Linked DNA regions of Homo sapiens: region 2 is linked to region 1. Evidence: chromatin contacts called from ENCODE Hi-C or POLR2A ChIA-PET data. All regions are on one chromosome and are shown on one strand. Each heading gives the region's core, a stretch centred on a gene start or an enhancer-like site at or near the end of the contact. The rest is flanking DNA. Distances are from core to core; before and after follow the strand shown. Region 1 holds the start of LINC02656 (long intergenic non-protein coding RNA 2656). Region 2 overlaps IL2RA (interleukin 2 receptor subunit alpha).

Region 1 (3,629 bases), core at 156-2,655:
TCAATCAAAGATGACATGTTGGACAGATTCCTTCATTCATCACTTTTCTGTTATGTTTAGCCCTAAGGGAAGTCTTTTTTAGATACGTAAGATGCACCTTCAGGGTTAAAGCATCTAGTCCAGTCTGAATAAAACATCAAAAGCACCTACAATCCCAAGCTCCTTCAAGAACTTTGCAGGCAGTCTTCGGGTGAGTTTGGTAAGACTATTAATCGGAGTAATGAAATAAAGTATTATCACATCTATTTATTTTTCTCATTTTCTTTTAACTTCTCTTTTGTGTATGTTCTAAAATACACATAATTTTCAGTTCATAGGGCATTTTCCCCTTGTAAGTAAATATGAATATATTTCAGAGTGAGCTCAAAGTTTTACGTTAGATTTAGGTAGGCATTTTTTTTTTTTTTTTTTAAGATGGAGTTTCACTCTGTCACCCAGGCTGGAGTGCGGTGGCTCGATCTTGGCTCACTGCAACCTCCGCCTCCTGGGTTCAAGCGATTCTCCTGCCTCAGCCTCCTGAGTAGCTGGGATTACGGGCACCCACCACCACACCCGGCTTATTTTTGAATTTTTAGTAGAGCTAGGGTTTCACCATGTTGGCCAGGCTGGTCTAGAGCCCCTGACCTCAGGTGATCCACCCACCTCGGCTTCCCAAAGTGCTGGGATTACAGGCGTGAGCCGACAAGGTAGGCAAAAGTTAAAAACAAAAAAACAAAAAAACAAAAAAAAATTTGGAATAGTCTGTAACAGAGGAGGGCTTGAAGAGAAGTGAGGTGATTTGCAGAAGCATCAGCCAGGAGGCATTCCTCCAGGAGAAAAATTTTTACTTAAAGGAGAGAGCTTAGTGATGGAGAAGGAAAAGATCTCGACAGACATTCAAGATTAGAATCATAAGTTGGCCATTGATTGGGTGTGGCTCTGGGAAGTGGAGGTGCTGTGGGCAGGGGCTGGCTTGGGCAATGAGAAAATGGTGTTGCTTATGTGCCCACTCTGTGCTGGGACTCAGCTGTGAGTGCCTCCAAATTCACCACATTTATCAAACCTCAGTGCTCTGAGACAGCATATGATGGCCTAGCAGGATGTCCATTCTTTTCCTGGAACCACCCATCCAGTTATCTCCTTGAGTCGCCTGGGTGGTGAAAAGTGGTCTCATGCACAATGGATGCGGTGTGATCCCCTTGCTATGTCACGCATGGCGTCTGCCCTCTTCCCTGGCACCTGTGCCACTCCAGGTTATGCCTGTGCTGCTGCCCATTCTACGCCCACCTGGAAAGCCTGAAACCTTCTCGTGCCTTCTACTGCAGCTGGGGAGCTTCTTCCACGTCTCATAGCCAGCTTCTCCAGAGGGAACTCCCAGAGCTGACTGTACTTTCCTACCTCAGCCTCTTCTTCCTGGGATGGTGTCAAAATATGAACAGATACAGCTTCATGCTTTCAGGAAACCACCTTCTCTTCCATCTTCTCCTTTGGCCTGCTCAGACAGCCAGACTTCTTAAACATATTTTTCCTACAGGCTCATGCAAATTAAGGGATGTGGCTGAGCATCTCCTTCAGTGCCCTCAAACAGGTCATGAATGTTGCAAAGCCCAGAATCGTGCTAACCTGGTAGAAGGCTGGTTTAGCCAGAACACACAGAGAGGACCTTCTCATGATGGTGTGGCTGAATTCCACATGTCACTAACAGTATCTTGCCCTGACCCGACTCCAAGTACTGATCCCCAAGGAAGGCATAATAGAGAGCCCATCTTGGGGAGGGATGATGACTTCATGTGCAAACAAGTCAAATTCAGGATGTGTGTTGTGGGCAGAGATGGCAATGCCCAGTCATCTGTTAGGTATACAGGTCCGCTGTACAGGAGAAAAATCAGAACAGAATTTCTATTTGTAGTGTTTCTTTTAGAGACTAGGGAATTGAAACCACAGGTGAATAAGAATGTACAAGGAACCAGGCCTTCTTGAAGAAATAGCTGAACCAGATTGGTGTCAGGAGCTGTACAAGGGGATCCAAGAATGTCTTGTCATACAAGCCGGACAGCTATTAAAGACAACTGAGGTCATGGCAAAAGGGCCCAGGCTTCTACTGGCCAACAATGAGACAATTTGAGCATCCCAAAGAATAATGACTTTAGTGGACTGAAACACATCAACATGTATACATCCATGAATTCATAATACTCAAAACGGTAAAACCAAACTCATTTGTTACCTTTGGAGGAGTCTGTCACCTCTGATTATTCTGAAAACTGGTAAATAGAAGGGGAAAATTCAAGCATTTATTCTGCTTTTCTTGTATAAACTGTACCTCACAGTTACGGAAGAGCTGATAAGGGAAATGTCTTCTTTATTGAAAAATTCAGCTGATACATTTGGAAGGAATGAGAGAATTACAGTACCACCATTAGGTGACAATGAGGGTCTGGTTTTTTATTTTTCTTTTGCTGAGTGCTGGGAACATAGTGATAACAAAAAAAGCCATAGTGTTCTGGCCCTTCTGGAGTTTTGATTCTAGCACATTAACCAAATAATCCCAGAGCAAAAATAAAATGTCAACTATGGTAAGTGTAGAGAAGGGAAAATACACAGAACTTTTAACAGCTTAGATCCGAGGAAGCTGACCAGCCTGCAAAAAGGGACAGCTTCCCTAGGGAAGTGACTTTGCAGCTGTGATGATGGATGACTAAGAGTTAACCAAGGAATGGGAGGAGGGAGGAGGAGACAGAGAAGGCTTTCCAAGCAGAAGCCAGAGCATGTGCAAAGATCCTGTGGCAAGAAGGAGCCTGGTGCAGGGGAGGAACGAAGAGACATGCAAGCTGGCTGGAGTGCAGAGAGGGAGACAGGCAGGCAGGCAGGTGGTTGGATGGGGAGGCAAGGATCAGATCCTGAGTCCCTTGGAGAAGCAGGAAGGCATCATGATGACTAATGTCAGAGGCAGGGGAGGACAGGTAGGGATAGACAGGGAAGCAGTGCTGGGAAGATGCTAAAATGCTGCAGTTTGTGCTTGGAAAGATCATGGCCTGGTTCTTCCATTGTCATGATGGGTTGTTCTCTTTCTTATTGTTTTTCTAATTTGTCTTGACTAATGGAGAAGATCAGGAGCTCAAAAATAGAGGTTGTTTACAGCACTCAGTTTGGCTGCTATAGGTTAATGGGCTTAGACTCTTTAAGGGGATTAGGCTTTTGCTCAGAGACCAGTGGAGTATTCTAGCCAGGCTGTCTTGTGAAGGTGGTATGTTAAGAACTAGGTTTGTCTGATTTCTCAAATTAAAATGTGGTACATCAAATTAAATTTGAATTTCAGATAAATAACAACTAATTTCAGATGTGTCAGATAAAGAATGGATATGGCTCTAGTACAATATGGGATAATGAATATTTTCAGATAAATAGATGCCCTGTATTCTGTGTAGCAAGCATAACTAGAGAATCAATGTTAGTGCTCAAACTAAGAAGACTTTTGAGAAATTATCAGAGGTAAATACAAATATACATTTCCATCCATCCATCCATCCATCCATCCATCCATCCATCCATCCATCCATCCATCCCTGTTGAGCTCCAACTATGTGTCAGGCACTTCTGGGGGGTTGAGGGTATTGTGATCAGTAAGACAAACTCTCTGCCTTTATAGT
Region 2 (3,866 bases), core at 297-2,796, 300 kb before region 1:
AAGCTTCTTCCAAAGGAAGTGATTAGTTCAGGGCCTTTTCCTTCTGTCTGTGGATGTGGAACTTTATCAGAGAAAGAAACCCCCCTCTCCCCAAACTCAGTGGCAAGTCCACAGCGGGGAAAGTCTAACTCCCAATTTTATTTATGAAGTCAATCATCCAAATCACCTCTCAGTCCTCAGCAGCTGAATTCAACACAATGATTAAGCCTAGAGCATCTTCCTAGAGAAGGTGGTAGTGATGCAGGACAAGCGAGCCCCGAGGTGGGGCTTAGCCCGCAAGGGTTCTTGGCTTTGCCCAGGAAGGAATTCAGGGGCAAGCCAGTGGTAGAATAAAAGAAAACAGCTTTATTGAAGTGGCAATGTTATAGTTCCGGCTGTGCTACAGCTCCGTGACTGCTTCTGTAGAGCAGGGCGACCACATAGGCAGAGAGTAGTAGGTCAGGGCAGTTTTGCATTCATATTTATATCTGCTTTTAATTACACGCAGTTTAAGGGGCAGTTTGCAGAAATTTCTAGGGAAGGGGTAGTAACTTTTGGGTCATCCGGTCACTGCTATGGAAAGGAGCAGGAACGCCTGGGTGTTGCCATGGCAATGGTAAACTGACATGGCACACTCATGAGCATGTCTTATGGAAAGCTGCTTCTGCCCCAATCCTGTTTTTGCTAGTCCTCAATTTTGTCCGATGTCTGAGCCCTGCCTCGGGGGTTGAGTCCCAACTTCTACCTCAGTAGGAAGATTTTTAAATGGCATAATTACAGAGATATAAAATTTATGTATGCATGTGACCAGAGGAAAAAATAAGACAGTGCAAAATATAAGTGGTGGTATAGGGACTTCACCTCCCACTCCCCCTCCACCCACTCTTTGCTGGATCAGCACCCAAGAGCAGAGCACAAGCCTTGGGCCATGGTAGGTTCTGAATGAGTAGTTGAGTGTATTAGCATTAGCACTGGTGCTGTTACCCATTGATTGGTTCATTCAAGCAAACATTCACCTTCCTTGTTTCATTCAGCAAGCACAAATGTTGAAGGAAATGTGGGAGAAGTAAAGTGCCTGTCTCAGGGCTTGGGGGATTTAAGGAAGTTGCTGTCATCAAAGAAAAGTTGCCTGATTCCCTCGGGAAAGGAGAAGAAGGCGGTGTGGTTCAAGGAGGAGACCTTGGCTTCAAGGAGGAGATCTCCGAGCACTTGGACACATCTCTGCAGTAATTAGCACAGAAGCACCATGAGTTATTTGTTATCTGACCCACAGTTTCTGAGGCCTGGTTGACTGGGTCAAATAGTCAGAGTTTCCGTAACCCTAAAATGAGTAACTCACAGGGTAAGACCCTTTTGGAGAACAACTGTGCCTTACTCAACACTTGTTAAACAACAACGAAATGATGGGGTGGTGGGGTGGAGGGATCTAGTTATTTTGTCTTTACTTAGAAGGGAAAAAAGAAGCAGGAAACCAAAAATACCCCTACAAGCAGCTGCCGCTAAACCATCACATTTTGGGACCTCAGATGCTTCTGCAAATGAAATGTTGGGCGCTGGTTATGTTCTAATCCTGGGAGTCTTCTCGGTCGACAACAGGCTTCCGGGCATGAAAGAGTTAACCACAAGCTCACCACAGAATGTCAACCTGATTAAAATAAAAGTTATCAGATTTAAAAGGGGGAAGTAGAAACACACTCTTTTTCTTTCTCTGAAATCTAAAAGCAGTTTTTCCTCAAATCTTTAAAACCAATTTCTTGGGATGGAGTCATATTTTTAGTAGAAATATGCTAAATTGGTGACTCCCACCCACAGTCTTTTCTGCAAGGAGAGAGACTCTTCTGAGAAACTGGAGCGAGGAGCTGAGGAAATTTTCAACTCAACGGAATTTCCCCTGAGACTGTAAAGAAACACAGAATAAGTAAGTATAACTTACAGGTAGAAACTTGACAAGAGGGAAACAGAAAAGAAGGAAAAAGAAAAAGTCATCAAAAATGATGGCAACCTCCAAAGTCATGATGCTAAGAGTTTCTCCTGGGAACCTCAGTCCAGTTGGTGTCAGGTGAGGGCCGGTCCTGTTAACACAAATCCTAATTGTCAGGCTGACCAAGCCCACGTGTCCAGAACCCTCTCCAGAGCTCTCCTCAGGGGTTCCCAGCAGCCAGGCTCACTCTGCCCTGCTCCTCACCCATCTCGCAGGGGAACCTCTTGTACCCCTTTTCCTTCCTGCTCTCAAGAATTCACACTCCGTTTTACACAAGACACACATTGCATACACTGTGTGTTGTTGACAGGGATCATGCCTTTTCACAGACAATGACAATCCAAATGTGGAAACACAGGGAGAAAACCATGGGAAGTGGGGAGCACTGATTGAGGTTCTGGGGTCCTGGCGCTTTCAGATACTACCATGATCTGCTAGTCTACTGTGATTTTGCTTAAGAAGGGTTCAGTAGAGACAAACAGCATCATAAAAGTGTCAAATCCGTGTGTTCACAGATGCTACCCCAGACATCGGGTAAGACAATGACATTTCAGGCACTGTGGGATTGATGGAGTGGACAGCATAGAGCAGAGAGCTTACGGTTGTAGGTTACGTGGTACCAAAAGCCCATGCCTGTGCTCCAGGGACTGTTCTCAGACACATAAATGCAACCTCAAGGCTTTTGCTGAGTTTAGTCTTTGTATTCATCTGTGAGTGGGTCAAAATGCCTGTCTGCTGCCCTGGCCCTCTTCTGCAGCCATGCTGAGAGGAAATACAGGCTTGCATTTCTCCAGAGTTCCTTGAAAGCATTGGTGCTCAACTATCCCTGCCTTAACACAAATTCTTAGTCAACACACAACATTTGATCTCTGATAGTTTCAGTGGGTGGGTTCTATTCTTTTCAACAGATACCTCAGGGTTAGTGGGGGTGAGCTCAGATGCTCCTGCAATGGGCATTCACACTGGGCTTCTTGGAGAGCTGAATTCCAAGGTGGCCACGTTTCCTAAGGACATGGGAACTTAAGATGCAGGCAGGGATCCCATGTCCTACTGGAAGGTTTAAAGACTTCCTCAGCACAGTGCTGAGAAGATCCTGCTTTTTACTCGGGTGTGGGACAAGTAGTTATGAAGCCACAGAATGTTAGGACTGAAAGGGACAAAGACCCTCTCCATGTCTCTGCATGCTTGCATGGAGAACATGCATTGTCCAAGGACCCTCAAATCCCTGCATGCCCTGCGCATGCCCTAACCCTGAGGAGGTGCTGAACCCTTGCTGATGTGCAGAAGGGGTTAATCAGACCATGTGGACACAGGTAGCCCAAGGAACAACCCCCATGCCAACAGCACTCCATCCCGACCTCATACCATGTGCACAGCACCTGATGCTGGTGGGGTCAGGAGTGTGGCCTGTGCCACACTCAGAACGCGGGATGAACATAGAGGAAACACTAGAATGGCAAAGGCTGGTTGTCACCTGGGGGCCTCAGAAGCCACGGCACCAGAGGAGAGCTCAGGAGTCAGCCTGCTCCAAAGCTCTTCCTGCCTGTAGCATGCACCCTGTGCCTCCGGGCCACCAAAAACAGCAATCACGTCAGCTGAGACGCAACACACTGCATGCCGAACACACAGGAGAGCTCACACGCACAAATGTTCTCGGCTTCCCAGACACCAATGAAGGAGCTTATTATGAATATGAAGGATAATTAACGTATCTATTATTTTATTAGACATCACAATTCAAATACAATAAAGTATATAAATATAAATATATAATAAATGAAATATATAAAATACCATCTTAGCTTATGAAATTATCTTATATGATAAAATAATTATACAGATATATAATAAGCAATTAGGGTATGTTATATAAAATACTATAGTATACTCATTAATATAATTAGTA

What was found. A loop is a pair of places that touch in the nucleus more often than their neighbours do. ChIA-PET counts read pairs that join two places held with the same protein, here RNA polymerase II (POLR2A). Pooled maps may share reads with other maps.
Region 2: a loop to region 1 is called in a pooled map, with 3 times the contacts of the local background. The contact joins the enhancer-like site here to the promoter of LINC02656 in region 1. A Hi-C loop is called at or near these places in 3 of 37 single-sample maps with no recorded cell type and 9 of 50 pooled maps. POLR2A ChIA-PET finds 5 or more read pairs at or near these places in 5 of 52 experiments (CD4-positive, alpha-beta T cell, CD4-positive, alpha-beta memory T cell, activated B cell and 2 more).

Annotation. Positions count from the first base shown.
Region 1 is chr10:6,348,911-6,352,539 of GRCh38, forward strand. LINC02656 (long intergenic non-protein coding RNA 2656) reads left to right here and starts at 1,406. Exons shown (of 1, transcript NR_148966.1): 1 at 1,406-3,629.
Region 2 is chr10:6,043,940-6,047,805 of GRCh38, forward strand. The region is part of intron 1 of IL2RA (interleukin 2 receptor subunit alpha); the gene reads right to left. Among named protein-coding and RNA genes, the nearest start is that of IL2RA-AS1, 10 kb to the left of the region's middle. Within about 2 kb of position 1,547, at least 3 of the 41 ENCODE cell types and tissues checked have a DNase peak (open chromatin) inside an H3K27ac peak, as active enhancers do.